2 separate regions of the Homo sapiens genome follow, and region 1 is linked to region 2. A link is an interaction called in ENCODE POLR2A ChIA-PET data of the cell type or tissue named here. Cell type or tissue: PC-9. All regions are shown on one strand. Links, peaks and the distances in the headings refer to the core of each region. The heading gives the core; the rest is flanking DNA. Region 1 has its middle 63 kb from the start of SRRM3. Region 2 has its middle 6.3 kb from the start of YWHAG.

The links. Peaks named below come from ENCODE experiments on the same cell type or tissue, not always from the same donor. Only the 100,000 strongest peaks of a DNase experiment are listed, where the experiment ranks them.
Region 1: POLR2A ChIA-PET joins it to region 2 with 20 read pairs; 2 of 35 experiments call an interaction of 5 or more read pairs at or near these places.

Annotation. Positions count from the first base shown.
Region 1 is chr7:76,136,799-76,141,189 of GRCh38, forward strand. No RefSeq gene overlaps it. Among named protein-coding and RNA genes, the nearest start is that of SRRM3, 63 kb to the right of the region's middle. In PC-9, for the core only: no CTCF peak of the experiment used is centred there; no DNase peak of the experiment used is centred there.
Region 2 is chr7:76,363,132-76,367,522 of GRCh38, forward strand. No RefSeq gene overlaps it. Among named protein-coding and RNA genes, the nearest start is that of YWHAG, 6.3 kb to the left of the region's middle. RefSeq lists enhancers at 1,351-2,038, 1,564-1,813. In PC-9, for the core only: no CTCF peak of the experiment used is centred there; DNase peaks (open chromatin) are centred at 1,210 and 1,840; H3K4me3 peaks cover 623 bases; H3K27ac peaks cover 1,576 bases.

The DNA.
Region 1 (4,391 bases), core at 301-4,300, 230 kb before region 2:
ATAAAGGATTAGCACAAGAAAGTTTTTTGGGGTGATGAAACTGTTCTGTATTCTGATTGTGGAAGTGTTTACATAAATCTAATAAAATTTAAAAATTCGCAGAACATTATGCTCCTCCCAAATCAATTTTACTCTATGATAAAAAAAAAAAAAAAACCTCGGCTGGCACGGTGGCTCACACCTATAATCCCAGCACTTTGGGAGGCCGAGGCAGGTGGATCACCTGAGGGCAGGAGTTTGAGACCAGCCTGGCCAACATGGCAAAACCCCATCTCTACTAAACATACAAAAATCAGCTGGGCATGGTGGCAGACGTCTGTAATCCCAGCTACTCGGGAGGCTGAGACACGAGAATCGCATGAACCTGGGAGATGGAGGTTGCAGTGAGCCAAGATCACGCCACTGCACTCCAGCCTGGGCAACAGAGGGAGACGCAGTCTCAAAAAAAAACAAAAACAAACAAACAAAAAACTTGAGAGGCAATTTCTAGGTTGGATTAGGGAGAAGTACAGAACAGGAGACAACGGATACTGACCAAGAGACAACTACAATTAGAGGACTTGAGGTAACACAGTGGGTAGCCAGGTGTGGTGGCGCTTGCCTGTAATCCCAGGTACTCAGGAGGCTGAGGCACGAGAATCGCTTGGACCTGGGAGGCAGAGGCAGAGGCAGAGGCTGCAGTAAGCCAAGGTCGCACCACTGCACTCCAGCCTGGGCAACAGAGTGAAACCCTGTCTCAAAAATAAATAAATAAGTAAGAGGTAACACACTGGGAAGGGAAAGACGACGGGTGGTGGTAATCTACCTTAGAGGACAGATCTGTAAGAGTTATTTAATGAGACTTGGCAGGGAGAGGGAAATCTAATTAGAAAGAACTCTCAAGTTTACTGTTTACTTCCTCTACAAGGTTAAAGCTTCCCAAGGTCAGGATTTAGATCTAAGACACCAGCCATTTATAAATAGTAGATGAGGCTTAGGTAGAAAGAAAGAAAATAAGAAATAGAAAAAAAAAAGAAAGAAAAATAGTCCTAAAATGTTAAGCTGCAGAAACTTTAAAGACCATCTACTATGTCCTATTGTAAGAGATGAAGATACTAATATTAAGAAATCATAACTTATTCCATCAAAAAGATATTAAGTGGCAGAGACATCACTAAGCTTCTTTTTTTTTTTTGGAACACAGGGTGTGTCATTCAAGCTGGAGTGCAGTGGCATGATCACAGCTCACTGCAGCCTTCACTTCCTGAGCTCAAGCAATACTCCCACCACTCAGCCACCATGCCTGGCTAATTGTTGTATTTTTTTGTAGAGGCGGTGTTTTGCCATGTTATCCAGGCTGGTCTTGAACTCCTAGGCTCAAGTAAGCCTACACTTAGTATACCAAGTCCTGGGTTTCAAATTATTTTGAAAGTCTGAGCTAATCTTCTCGCCATGATCATCCTGATGACCCTTTTCTTCCCTTCCAAGAGAAATGGGCAAAAGGAAATACCTATTTTTTCCACAGATCAATTAAGTTTTTTAAAATTTTGTACTGTAAGTATGACAGTACTAGTTGATGTTACTAAAATGAACATAGTTTGGGGAGTCTGCCTAGCACATGTGCAAATACCTCCTGTGTATCAGGAAACCGTCCTCTGAATCCACAAAGATAAGCTAGCAGAAGCTATGTTTGTATAAGGTGAATGGTCCCCCAATTCAGGGTCACAGCTGATTGCCCCAAACTGTGTTAGAGTCTTTTGCTTGAGTTTTGGAAATGGGACTAAGTCGGGGCTGTTCTCTTAAATGATGGAGCTGTGTGACATGACCATCTTCCATCAATTGGTCCGAGTATCAGGACAGTCTACAGAGTGAAATAGACATACGCCAAGAAGCAGAGAAAAGTAGAAGGTCCTGTACGTCCCGAGTGATTTCAATCTCCCAGTTCCAATCGCTGGCTAAGGTTTAGCTGCACGCCCACCCTCAGATTCTGAGTCATACCCCCTGGTCCCGTAACTGCTTTTTTCTTTTTTTATCAAGCTAGTTCCAGTACAGCCTATTATCTATGCCAAAAGACTTGTACAGATGCTCTTTAAGAGCTAGAAAAAAAATAAAGGAGTACTCTGTGGATTACTTGGCACACATTAAAAGCTCAGTATGTATTAGACAGAAACAATAGCAATAGCTCTGAGTCTAAGACTGATTTGGTGTAGACCATGAAATCACAGAGATCAGTCAAATCTGCACTCAAACCCCAGCTCTGCCACATACTAGAAATGTGACTTTAGGCAACTATGTAATATTTCTGAAACTCCCTTTCCTATCTCCCTCTCCAGCCTCTCTGCTCCTATCATTCTCTATCTTTTCACCAAACTAAGCCTCATAGGACCTGTGCACCCATGACCTTCACTCTCTGGTGCTACAACTGTGATTATGTCACCTTACACTGCAAAAAAGACTTGGCAGATATAATTAAGTTGACTAATAATGGAAATAAGGAGATTATCCTAGATTATCTAGATGGGCCCAAGAAAAGCACATGAACCCTAAAACGCAGAAGAGAACAAGGACCCAAAATGGCCAAAACAGTCTTCAAAAGAATGTAAGAAAACTTACATTTCCTGATTTCAAGTTACTACAAGGCCATAGCAATTACTACAGTGTGGTACTGGCACAAGGACAGTCATAGAAATCAACAGAATAGAACTGAGTTCCAGAAATAAACCCACACATCTTCGGTCAACTGATTTTCCACAAAAGTACCAAGACCATTCAATGGAGAAAAAAGAGTCTTTTCAACAAACAGTGCTGGGAAAATTGGATAGCCACGTGCAAAAGAATATTACATTTTAGATGCTTACTTCATACCACGTATAAAAATTAACTCAGAATCAATCAAAGACCTAAATGTAAAAGCTAAAACTAAAGCTCCCAGAAGAAAATATAGAGGTAAAATCTTCATACTGAATTTGACAAAGGGTTTTGTTGACTGGAGTTGACAAAGCAGGAGCAACAAAAGACAGATAAATTGTACTCTCACAAAATTTTAATCTTTGTGCTTCAGAGGACCTTATCAAGTGAAAATAGAACCCACAGAATGAAAGAAAATATTTGCAAGTCATTTATGTAATAAGGAACTCGTAACCAGAATATATAAAGAATTCTTATAACTCAATAATAAAAAAGTAAGTAACAATTGTTTCAGCAGGTAAAAGATCTGAATGGACATTTCTCCAGAAAGATAGGAAAACAGTCATGAGTATGTGAAAAGATGTTCCACATCATCAGTCATCAAGGAAATGCAAAATGAAACCACAATGAGATGCCACTTCACATCCAGTAGGATGACTAGAACCAAAAAGTCAGAAATAACAAGTGTTGGGAAGGATGTGGGGAAACTGGAACCCTCATACATTGCTTGTAGAAATGTAAAATGGTACAGCCATTGTGGAGAAGTCTGGCAGTTTCTCAAATGATTAAACAATATTACCATAGAAACCAGCAATTTCACTCCCAGACTAAGAGAAATAAAAACGTGTCCACAGAGAAACATGTACATGAATGTTTATATCAGCATTATCCGTAATAGTCCAAGAGCAGAAACAACCCAAATGTACATCAGATGATGAATTAATAAACAAAATGTCATATATCCATAAAATGGAATATTACTTGGTCATAAAAAGGAATGAAGTACTGATATATGCTACAACATGGTGAACCCTGAAAACATGCTAAGTGAGAGATGCCAGTTATAAAAGACCACCCGTTATATGATTCCATTCATCTGAACATCCATACCAGGGAAATCTAGAGACAGAAAATAGACTGGTGGTCACTGAGCACTAAGAGGGGAGAGGATGGGAATAAAGGGGATAGAGAAAGGGCATGGGTTTCTTTTTGAGATAATGAAAATGTTCTAAAGTTGACTGTGGTAATGGTTGTCACTTAATTGTGTACTTTAAACAGAGAATTGTATGGTATGTGAATTATACCTCAATAAAGCTCTCTTTTTAAAAAACAGAAGAGACAGAATGTGAAGTTAGAGAGAGTCAAAGCACTACTGATGGTTTTGAAGCTGGAGACTAAAAGCCAAGAAATTTGAGTGGCTTCTAGAAGCTGAGAATGACTTCTGGCTGACAGATAGCAAAGAAATGAGGACCTCAGACCTTCACTACATGAAAATGAATTCTGCCGACATGAGTGTGTGTGGAAGGAGACTCTCCCTATCACCTCCAAATAAAAACCCAGGCTGGCCGGTGCTTAATTCTGACCTCCTGAGGTCCTCAGCAGAATACCCAGTGGAGCCTGCTTGGACCTCAAATCTACAGAACTTTGAGATAATAAACGAGTGCTATGGACTAGGGGCGATGGCTCACGCCTGTATTCCCAGTACTTAGGAAGGCTGAAGTAGG
Region 2 (4,391 bases), core at 172-4,171:
GGCATGCACCACCACACCCATCTCCCCTGAAATATTTATTGATAGGCAAAGAATCTGATGTATCTGGTGTCTGGGTGATGGGTAAGGGGCTGGGGATAGAGTCAGGGGCCAGAACATGAGGGGCACTGAATGGCAGCCCCAGGAGTTAAATTTCTATTCTGAAATTAATCGGAAGCCTGTGAAGAGATTTTAACAATGGCAGAAAATGATCAGATTTGGGTTTTGTCTTTTTCATCCTCACCTTGGCTTCTCAGTGCTCAGCAGAGTACCTGGCACATGATAAGTACATAGAGAGAGAATAGGAAATAAATAAATGAATATGGCCAGGTGCACTGGCTTACGCCGGTAATACCAGCAGTTTGGGAGGCCGAGGTGGGCTCATCACCTGAGGTCAGGAGTTTGAGACCAGCCTGGCCAACATGGTGAAATGCTGTCTCTACTAAAAATACAAAAATTAGCCAAGCGTGGTGGCGTGTGCCTGTAGTTTCAGCTACTCGGGAGGCTGAGGCAGGAGAATCGCTTGAACCCAGGAGGTGGAGGTTGCAGTGAGCCAAGATTGTGCCATTGCACTCCAGCCTGGGCGACAGAGTGAGACTGTGTCTCAAAAAAGAAAAAAAAAAGAAAGAAAAACAAGAAATGAATGTAGCTGTAGTCCTAGCTACTCAGGAGGCCAAGGCAGGAGGATTACTTGAGGCCAAGAGTTCGAGACTAGCCTGGGCAACATAGCAAGACCTCATTTCTACAAAAAAAAAAAATTTAAAAATTAGCTGGGCATGGTCATCACAGCTATTTGGGGGCTGAGGCAGGAAGATTGCTTGAGCCCAGGAGTTGGAGGCTGCAGTGAGCAGTGATCACGCCACTGCACTCCAGCCTGGGCAACAGAGCAAGACCCTGTCTCTAAAAGAAAGAAAGAAAGAAAGAAATGAATGAGGGAAGAAAGTGTGCTTTGGGGAGACTGTACCGGCAGGAGGTGGAGGAGATGGACTGAGTGGGGAGAGAGTCTAGAAATAGTTTTCTCCCCCTCCTCCAACAAAAGATCTGGCCCGGACCCTCTTCTCTTACCACACCACCCAGCAAAATGCGATCCTGCTGGTGAATAAACCCTCCCACTTCCTTCTGTCTCTTGCATGAGTGTTCGCCAAGTCATTCCTCTTCCTTTCTCTTCCTCCCTGCAGGGCAGGCCTGAGCTCTTCTGGCCCCTGCATCACTAGTCCGTGGGAATGAGCCCTGACCGCCAACCTGGGTTGCCCACATGTGGCTCAAACAGGTCCATGATTCAAGACCAGATGTGAAATCTCAGGAACTTCCTGGCCCATTTCAGGCTACCTCTCTGACCTCTCCACCTCAGTTCCTTCCCCCAACAGTCTAATGCACAAAGGGGAAAAAAAAAAAAAAAAAACAGCTCAGGCCAAATCTGTTTGGGAAAAAGTAAAATAAAGCAGATGCAAAGAAAAGGATGTTTCACAGCCAAACAGAAATGACATCCGCAGCCTCCACACGGAGCCTCCCCTCCAGTGGTGCAGGGGAGAGTTGGCCCTGTCTTCCTTTCCCTTCTGATTTTGCAGAGCTCTATGCTTCCAGCTGCAGCTGCCCACAGGTCCTGGCTGTTTAGAGGGCGGCTTAAGAGGCATGACGACATCACAAAGAGCAAATGGCTTCAGATCCTGGCTTCCTCCTCCACTGCCTGGTGGTGCAGAAAGAAACCTGGAGCAAGGACGTTAAGAGCTAGCATTCTGGCTTCTGCCTGGCCCCTAGCTCTGCGGGCAAGACCTGTCCCTTCTCTGGGTCTAATATCCCCACCTTGAAAATGTGAGATTAAACTGAAGGAGCACTAAGTGCCCCACCCAGCTGTGATGAGTCATAGTTCTAGATTCAGCATGTTCTTCTGAAATGGAAGCTACTGGCATTCTTTTTTTTTTTTTCTTCTTTTCTTTTTTTTTTTTCTTTTTCTTCTCTTCCTTTTTTTTTCTTTTTTTTTTTGAGATGGAGTTTCGCTCTTGTTGCCCAGGCTAGAGTGCAACAGCACGATCTCAGCTTACCACAATCTCTGCCTCCCAGGTTCAAGCGATTCTCCTGCCTCAGCCTCCTGAGTAGCTGGGATTATGGGCATGCGCCACCATGCCCGGCTAATTTTTGTATTTTTAGTAGAGATGGGGTTTCTCCATGTTGGTCAGGCTGGTCTCGAACTCCTGATCTCAGGTGATCCGCCTGCCTCGGCCTCCCAAAGAGTTAGAGCTGGGATTACAGGCGTGAGCCACAGTGCACGGCCAGTTTTTTTTTTGTTTTTTGGTTTTTTTTTTGAGACAGAATCTTGCTCAGTTGCCCAGGCTGGAGTGCAGTGGCGCGATCTCAGCTCACTACAACCTCCGCCTCCCAAGTTCAAGTGATCTCCTGCCTCAGCCTCCTGAGTAGCTGGGATTACAGACATGTGCCACCACGCCCGGCTAATTTTTGTATTTTTAGTAGAGACAGGGTTTCACCATGTTGGCCGGGCTGATCTCGAACTCCTGACCTCAGGTGATCCACCTGCCTCGGCCTCCCAAAGTGCTGGGATTACAGGTGTGATCCACCGCGCCCAGCTTCACCCCTGTTTTTTAAGACAAGGAAGCAGAGACACAGAGAGGCTGTGTGATCAGCCAAAAATCACACAGCCTCTCCGTGTCTCAGCTAACAGAGCCTGGATTCAAACCCGGGCAGACCTCCTAGACTCTTAGCAGCAAAGGCATTGTTTCCTGTCCAGGATCTACCCTCCTTGGCATCTGCTCAGGAAAGGAGTGACCAACCTGACCGAAGGGCACCCTCCAGCCCCTTCTCCAGCACTGGAGGACATGACCTTTTAAATGCATGCTGTCCGGCTCGGTTGGCAGACATGCAGGACAGCCAGGGACATGATTGTCCTGCTGTTTCTGTGCAGTCATAAATCACCGCAGCCCCATCCCCTGGCTTCTGGCTTCCTCCTGTGGCTGGAAAGCTCCCTGATTAGTGCAGAGGCAGCAGCAGCATCTTCTGAAGCCAAGCAGCAATGCTCCCCGCCCTGTCCTCTGGGAACACTTCCCTGTCACTGCCTTAGCAGGCTGTCCTGCAGCAGAGGCAAAGAATGACAGGAAATCTCTGCAACCTGCCTCTCCTTCTGAGGATCTCAGGCCAGTGGAGGAGGCATGAGCCCAGGAGGCAGGACCCACAGGTTGAAGCACTGGCTTTGCCATTAATCTTCCTGAGTGACCTTGGGCAAATCACTTTGCCTCTCTGGTTCTCAGATTGTGCATCTATAAAATAGAGGAACCAGGTGGATGCGTCTTAAGATCTTCCAGTTTATAGCAACAGCTTTTCAGCTAATGGCCCTGTCTCAGTGTCTTTCCATTCTCCCCAGTGAAAAATCCAAAATATCTTTTTTTTTTCTTCTGAGACAGGGTCATGCTCTATCGCCCAGGCTGGACTAGCAGCCTCGACCTCCTAGGTTCAGATGATCCTCCCGCCTTAGCCTTCAGAGCAGCTGGGAATACAGGCTCACACCACCACGCCCAGTAGAAAAAAATTTTCTATTTTTTTTTTTTTTTTTTGTGGAGATAGGGTCTATGTTTAGTTGTCCAAGCTGGTCCCAAATTCCTGGGCTCAAGCAATCCTCCTGCCTCTACCTCCCAAAGTGCTGGGATTATACATATGAGTCACCACACCTGGGCAGTCTGGGCTTTTTCTTTTCTTTTTTTTTTTTCTTTTCTTTCTTTTTTTTTGAGACAGAGTTTTGCTCTTGTTGCCCAGGCTGGAGTGCAATGGCACAATCTCAGCTCACCGTAACCTCCACCTCCCAGGTTCAAGCGATTCTCTTGCCTCAGTCTCCTGAGTAGAAGAGATTGCAGGCATGTGCCACCACGCCCAGGTAATTTTGTATTTTTATTAGAGATGGGGTTTCTCCATGTTGGTCAGGCTGGTCTCGAACTCCCGACCTCAGGTGATCTGCCCGCCTCGGCCTCCTAAAGTTCTGGGATTACAGGTGTGAACCACTGCGCCTGACCCAGTCTGGGCTTTTTCAAAAGCTGTTCCTTGTGCTGAAAGCTCCTTCTATGCCCACCCCCATTAGACCCAGACCTCCTCATCCTTCAGACTCAGACACTGAGTTGAACTAACCACTCTCTCCTCAGTCCCCATGGGCTCTCCTGCCATGTTCTCTAGAGAAGAGCCCAGACCACCATATAGCACTCAGATGTATATGAGTCTGTCTTCCCTGGGGTCATATTCCTGAAAGACATAGACTCAGTCTGAGCCATCTCTGATCTCCAAGCCTAGCATGGAGCAGGTGCTCAGCGAAGTTGTGTTCAATGAAGGAGACTCTCTGCTTTAAGAAGGGAATCAGGGAAGGCACTGTGGCTCACACCTGCAACCCCATAACCCCA